2 separate regions of the Homo sapiens genome follow, and region 1 is linked to region 2. Evidence: chromatin contacts called from ENCODE Hi-C or POLR2A ChIA-PET data. All regions are on one chromosome and are shown on one strand. Each heading gives the region's core, a stretch centred on a gene start or an enhancer-like site at or near the end of the contact. The rest is flanking DNA. Distances are from core to core; before and after follow the strand shown.

Region 1 (4,336 bases), core at 1,592-4,091, 340 kb before region 2:
CTTTGGACCAGGTAGCTCACATATTCTCATTTAATTGCCAAAATAAACCCAAACGTTAAAAAAATTACTTCATTTTGCCCCCGAAGCAGCTCAGGCTTAGGAAGGTAAAGGAATTAGCCCAAGGGCACATAACTCATGCTCTTTCATCCACCCTGAACCACTTCTATGAATACCTAGTCTGCTCAAATATTCATGGAAGGTGAATTTAATACTGGTATCCTTATAACATGTGTTAAGATTCAATATTAACTTTGAATTTCAGCACTGGATTGTTATCCAACCATGAATCAGTCAACGACATTCTTTCACCATCTAAAACAGACAAATAATGGGGGATATTAGAATTCTGAAGGAATATAATATCTTATTCCTGAGATGGATAGCATTTAAAGGAGAAGACAGAAGGTGCACAAATCTATAAAAATATTTGCACACTTACAAAAATATGGGTTCAACCAGAATCATTCTGTAAGCAATAAAATGAGAAGAAAGTGACTGGTGATGGCTGTTGAAATGCCCTGAGTTACTTAAGGTAGGTTAGATACATTTATGTAGAAATTAAATTTTACAAAATGTGCCAGACATAATAAGCTTAGCATCATTTAATCATTATAGCCACCTTGTAAATTAGGTACTAGTATTATCTCAATTTTACTGGTGATGAAACTAAGGCAGAAAGAGTTCGGACATCATGCCCAGGCTTCCAGAGGTGGTAAGTGGCAGAGCTAGCATTTGCACTGAGGCAATACCAGAGTCACTGCTCTTATGCTGAACTTACACCTTTTACTTCAGTGTGACCATGTAAGTATGTGGGCTGTGTTTATCCGGATTCTGACTCCTTAACCCTTGACAAATTTTGTACGTGAAAACAGTTTCCCATTGTACTTAGAGGAGTCAGTTCGTTTATTTACTCGACAAATTTTTCTTAAGTAACCATAATGTGCAATACAGTGCAGTGCTCATGCTGGGGACACAGCAGTGAACAGGTCAGACAAGGACTCTGCTGTGTTGCATGTACTGTGCTGGGCACTCCATACACATTAACAACGCAATACAATGAGTCTTAATTGTGAAAATAATGCTCACTTTCATTAGACTGAAGAAATGAGTTGCCCTTAAAAATTAACATCATTCTTCCAAAAATTGGAAAAATGTCTATAAACAAGACTTCAGGGGCATTCCTCAGCGAATGAGATAGTTTGGGGGGATTCCTACTTAGAACCAGAGTACCAGTTTAAATACCCTTACAGTCTCAGAATGATTTTCTTAATGAAGCCTTAAAACATGTATCTTTGTAGTAGTTATATTTTCATAATATAAGCTGCTCATGTCCATTTTGGAACAGCTTACTCCCACTGCCCAAAACTGCTTGTTATACACATTGCTTAGTGTTGTCTATCTTGTAGCTCTAAGTAATTAGTTGTGGAATTATGTTTACGACAATGCGGAGGGTGAGGTATGTATGATACTACATTAAAGAAACTCACACTGCCTTTACTATCCCATCCCAAAACTACCAATCATTTGCCAAATTTCAACAGATTTTTAAGCCAACAGTGTTTTGTTTTGTTTTTCCTGATGATAAAGGCCCACCTCTAAAATTCATCAAGCTACAGCCTATTACAATGAACCAACATTCTAGAACCCTGCTAAGGTGATTCCAGGTTTTAATGAGCAGGGCAGGGCTCTAAAAATATTTTCCTCCTCTTGCTTGTATTCATGCTTCCTCACCTGCTCACTGGAGTAGAGGAGTGTCAGCCTGAGGCTCAAAGAAAGACCCCTTGAGAGTCTGCTGACTAAGCTTGCAGCAGGGACCCACATGGCATGACAGAACGGGCTCCTTGCACATATGCAGTTCCATAGTTAGTTACATACCCACGCATAGGCGTGGATAGCCATGGACGGATGAATTTTTGTATGCATGTGCTGTGAGCCAGCATTGGTCTCCCTCTCCTTTATCCCGACCCCTGAGGAATCCCTGCAGTTCCCTGGAATTCAGGGAATAAAGAACGAGATGAGGCAAATAGTCCTTTTTCCTACCCTGGTGGCTGGGACCGCTCAGTGCCTGGAATCTGCAATGCCTCCTCTCACAAGCAGCTAATAAAGACAGACTGAAAAGATGAGCAAGAGAATGCATGGATCCAGGAAGGGGCCGCTGTACAAGAGATGATGCTTCGGGAGCTACTGGGCTATGATTTCTATTATTATTTGTATATACATATATATATACACAAAGCCCTAGGAAGCTGCAGAGGAGGCAAAGAAACCTCGCTGAGATTTTTCTAACAGCGCCTAGAAACCACCGCCAGGCTCCAGCCCCGGGCTGGGTCAAGGAATTCGAGGGATGCAGGCTGAACGCACCGGTTGAAACTCTGGGCGCCGCATCGGCACTTTGCGCCTTGGTGGGCTTTGCGCTCGGAAGACGCGTCCACGCACCATTTTCCCAGGCGTTGTGCGGGTTTCTTAAACCTCTCAGCTGGTGCCTCGGAAGAGTTTCTGGAAGCTCCATCTCTACTGCCTCCCCTCCCCCCCTTTTGATTTTACCCCCGCCAGGAGCTTCTCCAGCCCCACAGCGTCCGCCCTGTGAGGGGTACAGGTGCCGCTGTCCCGCCGGCTGCCGCCCCGTCCGCCCACGCAGCGCCTCCTCCGGGCTAGCCTGGGGGATTGACCCAGCGCCGCTGCTTCTCGAATGGTCTCGTGCAGGGGCGCAGCGGCCGCTGCCCGTCGCCCGGGACTCCCCGCCCTCCCTCGCGACCCCGCGCCGGGGCGGGCGGCGCTTGCGGCGGGCAGGGGGCGGGCAGGGGAGAGGGGGCTCGTCCGGGGGTAGCCGCCTCCTCTGCAGCCTGCCGGCGCCTCGAAGCCCGGACCTGCCTCCGCCTCTTCCTCCAGCGGCTCCATCCCGCCTCCCGTGCCTCGTCCTCCCGCCGCCTCCGCCGCCGCGCCCCCGGTGGCTGCCTCGGCGGACCGGGGAGGGGGCCCACCGCGTCGACCGCCCGCTCGGCTCGGCTCGGCCCGGCCCGGGAGGCGTGCATGCCCCTGCTGCCCGCGGCGCTCACCAGCAGCATGCTCTATTTCCAGATGGTGATCATGGCAGGGACGGTGATGCTGGCGTACTACTTCGAGTATACGGACACGTTCACCGTGAACGTGCAGGGCTTCTTCTGCCACGACAGCGCCTACCGCAAACCCTACCCGGGCCCGGAGGACAGCAGCGCCGTGCCCCCCGTGCTCCTCTACTCGCTGGCCGCCGGGGTCCCCGTGCTCGTGGTAAGCCCGGGGGCGCTCGCCCTCGTCGCCGAGTCCCTGATCTCGCCCCTCGCCTTCGGGGTTGAGGCCCCTCTAAGGGTTGGGGCGCAGTAGGTTTTGCCTTCTAAGTTCCTCCAAGTTATGGGCAGCCCCTTCCCCAGAGGACATTCTAGGGCGCGTGAGGGTGGGTGCGAAGGAAGCCCCCAGCTCTTCCCACACGTCACCCCCCCACACCCCGCGGTGGCTTCAGCGTTGGGTGACTGGGCGGGGATGGAAGGGAAGAGGGGCCGTAGGTGGTGAGGAGTGGGGATCCGGGTTGCAAAGGAGGTGAGCTTTGGGGGTGAACCTTGATTCCATCCACTCTGTGGCCTTGACTCGCTCACTGCCTCCTCTTCGATTGTGCCTGGAAGAAGAGCAGCGGCGGGCGGGCCGGCGAGGAGAGAGGGGATCAATTGCTGGGGTGTGAAAGGGACTCCCACTTCCCGAGTCGGGGCACGTATTTCTATTTCGCCACCTCCCTCCTTTTCAGGTGAAAGTGCCAATGGGACTAAGCTGACCAGGGAACAAATATCTGAAAAAAGAATTTGAGAATTTCTAAATGAAGAGGCCTCAGCACCAGTGCTTTGCTGAAAAGCAGGAGCTGTACCTCAATTACAAGAGCACTTCAGATTTATTTAAAGGCTGCTCCGCTCCCTGGGCAATTTAAGTCCTTTTCTCTTAGAACCTCACAGAGCATGCCTTTTGGATTTATTGAGTGTATGTGTGTGTGAGAGAAAGAATGACTATACAGATACACTCACGTGTATACACACACCTCACATATATACATATGAAATTATTGGGGATAAATTACACATAATAATATTAATTTTATTATAGTAATTTACATATGTGAATATGCTACATATTTATTCTTAGGAGAATTGTTGGTGTTTCTTTAGAAAACCTGATATTTTATGGTTCCTTTAATATTGACAAAGTATTGGAGGTTCCCTTCCTGTGATGCGCGCTCTCTCTCTCCCTCAACAGATAACAAACGGGAAATAAGAAAATGAAGGGGAAAGGAAGAATGAAGTTTTATTTTCAGTAG
Region 2 (3,867 bases), core at 1,256-3,755:
TTCACAAATAATCTAAGAGAATAAGGGGACTATAAAGGTGAATGTAAATTAAATATGTAGTTTGCCAATCTCAAATTACTAAAAGGGAAGGACAGTTTGCTTCATAAGTAATTGTGAGATTCCATCCTAGGATAGGCTGAACAGCAGTGGTGTTTGTTTTATAGAGGAGCAGGCAAGGAAGGTAGTGGAAAGGGAAGGCCACGTGGAGCAGGCTTTCTTAAATTTGCTTAACTACAGATAACGGTTGAGAAATTCAACTTACTGAAATGGATGAAAGTGGCTAATTTTAAACTTTTCCAACTACTCTTGTTGGATTTTCACTAATATTATATCTTTGCCTTAATCTATGTGGGCAGTTTCTACAGAAGTTGTTCTTAACTTTTTCTAAGCATCCAACACGCGCAGTTAACACTAACAAGCAGGGTGGACCCAGGTGTACGGGCTTTTAGAGTTTGGAAGGTCCCCTTTTAAAAGAATACAAAATTAGGTGGAAAAACACATTATTCAGAATGAGAAAAGAAATCTCAATAAATGATTGGAGCCATGGAGATCTAGATTCCTTAGTCTGAGAGAGCTTTAGGCAATTCACCAGAAATGCTTATTTAGAAATGCTTCTGGTCGGGACCTGTCATTTCCTTCCCACCTAGAACATCTGCGACTCCAGCAACCCCCAACACGCCCAGAGGTCTAAGCAAACGAATAGCGCTGAAGCTTCAATTTCATTAGCTTCACCTTGGATCTGCCTCTGACAAGAGGACCTCATTTAAACATTGATTCTTAAGAGTCAGCTAGAACACCTAGAATCTGGGGAAAGAGAAACCACTTGACAAGTTTAAAACAATCCGAGTCACTGTGGCTCAAGCCTGTAATCCCAAACCCTTTGGGTGCTGGAGGTGGTAGAATCCCTTGAGGCCAGATGGGTCCAGCCCCGACAAAAAAAAAAAAAAAAAAAAAAAAAAAAAAAAAAAAAAACCAGAAAGAAACCCTGATGATTCTGATACACCATTGCTATTTCCAACATCCCATCCCAAAGTTTCACAATGCATAACCATAGACTAATATTCCTTATCCAAACAGCAATGTAAAGAAGGAAAGAAAGTAAATAACCAACTGGCCAACTGTCGTTGATCTGAACATGAAGTATGTGTGGAATATAAAAAGGCAGAGTTTACAACTAAACATAAAATAATTCCATTGTTTTACTACTTAACAGAAAAGTCAAGAGCACAAAACTGTGATAGTCTGTTTAAATATTCGGAATACAAACCTGGGCCTATCATTCCATTTAAACCGAAGTAGAAATAAGTTTTATATACTCCTCTTTGGAGTCAGAGTATGCATGGTCACTTCCTAACTTTGGTTTGCTCTCCCAGAGTAAATGCGGTGGTTAAGTAGGTCGTTTGCTTTACCTAATATCTCCAGGTAACGTTAAAATGAACAGGCTTCTTAGTAATGAATACAGCGTTGTGATCTGAACTCAGGTCTTCTCTCAGCAGCAACTTGAGAAACTGGAGTGACATTCAACCTCCCTGCAAGAAAGGTATTTTTCTTTTCTAAAACCCTTTAAGAAATTACAAACACCAGTCTACACGTACCAAAAGTCTACCACTAGCCCCCACAAGTCAATTTCCCTCCAACAGTAAAATAAGCAAATAAGAGCCTTTGGTCCTAAATTTCCCGGGGGCAAGGAAAAACGAAAGCACTGGCTGTGGGTTGGGTGGCAGTAGCTGACCATCTGAAAAATCCTTAGCTCCTCAGCGGAGGAGCTTCCTGTTAGAAACAACCGTTTTCTCCTGTTCAGGGAGATTTCCTAGAACCTATTCCCACAAGACCCGAGACTCACCCAAGTCTCAAATCCACAAGCAACAACACTAAATTAAGAATAATTTCTCTAAACTTGGCTGCTCTCCCAGAGTTCAGGGCTGGCCTCGCCCGAAAAGCAGCTGGCGGGAGCGGTTTTGAGCCACCAGCCTCCCAGGTTCGGGAGCTGCCGCGAGGAAGATGTCTGTGTCAGAGAAGCAGAAAGGGAAAACAAATCACAACTTTGCAGACTCCACTAAGCCACAGCCCCGCCGAACGGAAGGTCAAAGTGCGGAGGAGGGAGCGGCTGCGGTTTGAGGCCCCGAGGCGACGCGGCCCCGGGTGCGGCCAGAGCTGGCAGGCGGGGTCCAGCAGCCCGGGGGACCTCACTCGTCCCCAGCTCAGAGCCACCGCCCCGGGAGGGCAAGCGCGCCAGAGGCAGCCGTCGGCGCAATGCTGGCAACGCCCGGAGTTGCCTTGGAAGTTTCCCGGGACTCGCCGCCGCCGCCCTCACCTTGCTGAACACCTCCAGGTCGTCCTCGTCCTCGTCCAGATCCAGCACCTCCGCCTGCAGCAGGGCGGAAGAGCCACTGCTGCCCGGAAAGGGGGCGCCGCCCCCCGGGCTCTCCCCGTTGGCGCCCCCGGCCGGGAGGCCCGAGGAGGGCGCCTGCGATGCCCGGCGCTCGCCCTCCATCCCGAGAGTGCGCGCCCAGCCGGCCGCCACCGCCGCCGCCAGCCCGGCTCCCCCGAGCGTGCCCATTGGCTCCCACGTCTCCTGCACCTCCCCGGCCGGCCCCGCTCCAGCCCCTCGCCCGCTGCGCAGACGCGGAACTGCCGGGACCAGCGCTGGCCCGGGCCGGGCGCATCCCCACCTGGCCTGGGGCGGGCTGGAGGGGCGGAACTGGGACTCTCGGACTCCGGCTACGTTGGAGAAAGGGTTGGCTGTACCCTGGAGAAGAGGAGAGACTCAAAGGTAGGAGGTGGGCGTCCTCGCATTGACCCAGTCGGGGGCCACCGAGTGACGGTTTCCGCAGTGGCGGGGTCTGGGAAGAAGCCACGAAGCGAACCGTCCACTTCGCGGGATCCACAGCGAGGCTGGAAGGCACCCGACCCAGCCTTGCCAAGAGAAAAAAAAAAAACAGCAATAACAATACTGTATTTCCTGTATTCAGTGGTTGCCTTTCTTCTTGGTTGTGATTTTCGAGCTAATGTAAAAATAAAGACATGAAAACTTCCCGTTTTGTTAATTGATTTTTGACCCAGTGACTGGCCTGTGCGGTCATTTCACTGTCGAGCCAGGAAAGCTGAGCTTTACAAACTATTTTCAGCCACTTTCAAATGCATCTTTACTCCTGGACGTCTTCCTGAAGTTAATGAGCAGAATGTTACCAAGACCCAAGGACAACTAGCAAGTCTGGAAAATTGCCACCGAGAAATAATCTTCAGTCCTTGCATTGCCAAGGCAAAGCTTTAATTATTTAACTGCTTATTATTCAAAAACAAAACTAAGTTCCAAAACTAATGGAAAATTTTGCCCACGTTGATATATTCTTTAATTTATCTTCAGGTTTTATTTACTTCCGTCAGCCCCACCTCTTTTCTGTAGGCCCATTTAAAAATTTTTAAATACATTAAGCTCTATGTAAGAATTCCTTATTTGGGGAAATAGAGAATATCTTTATTTCTGATTAGAGGCAAGGCCTTAATAATATATTATCTCCTAATCATTCAAATGTATTCCCATTGATTTCAGACGTGCACCCACCCTTCAGTCAGGTTGGTCACTGCCCCATGAGTATCCACATTTGTTTCTGTGCTTGATGATTTCTGTACTTTAAATGCCATCTCCTGCCCATCCTTCAGAAATTAAATATAGTCCCATCTCTTTCAGAAAGACTTTCTAAATGACAGTCTGTTCTCAATTTAGCATTTAATTTTATTCCATCTTGCAGATTGTATTTGTTTCATGTACAAGTTTTCCATTCCTTAGTAAATGATAACATTTTCAGGTTGAGGATCCTGATATGTATTAACCACAGTATCAGATGTACTCTCAAAATGCTCTCT

The links. Hi-C counts contacts between places; a loop is a spot of excess contacts on that map. ChIA-PET counts read pairs that join two places held with the same protein, here RNA polymerase II (POLR2A).
Region 1: a map of dorsolateral prefrontal cortex shows a loop between it and region 2 (4-fold over the local background). The contact joins the promoter of PLPPR5 here to the promoter of SNX7 in region 2. A Hi-C loop is called at or near these places in 1 of 168 maps with a recorded cell type or tissue (dorsolateral prefrontal cortex). POLR2A ChIA-PET finds 5 or more read pairs at or near these places in 1 of 52 experiments (BJ).

The regions. Positions count from the first base shown.
Region 1 is chr1:99,003,366-99,007,701 of GRCh38, reverse strand. It overlaps PLPPR5 (phospholipid phosphatase related 5), which reads left to right and starts at 2,841. Exons shown (of 6, transcript NM_001037317.2): 1 at 2,841-3,267. The coding sequence starts at 3,031. PLPPR5-AS1 (PLPPR5 antisense RNA 1) reads right to left here and starts at 3,426. Exons shown (of 3, transcript NR_033940.1): 1 at 3,057-3,426. RefSeq lists an enhancer at 3,009-3,983.
Region 2 is chr1:98,660,359-98,664,225 of GRCh38, reverse strand. It overlaps SNX7 (sorting nexin 7), which reads right to left and starts at 2,505. Exons shown (of 9, transcript NM_015976.5): 1 at 2,315-2,505. The coding sequence starts at 2,494. It overlaps SNX7-DT (SNX7 divergent transcript), which reads left to right and starts at 3,454. Exons shown (of 1, transcript NR_189290.1): 1 at 3,454-3,867. RefSeq lists silencers at 2,124-2,193, 2,424-2,543, 2,564-2,703.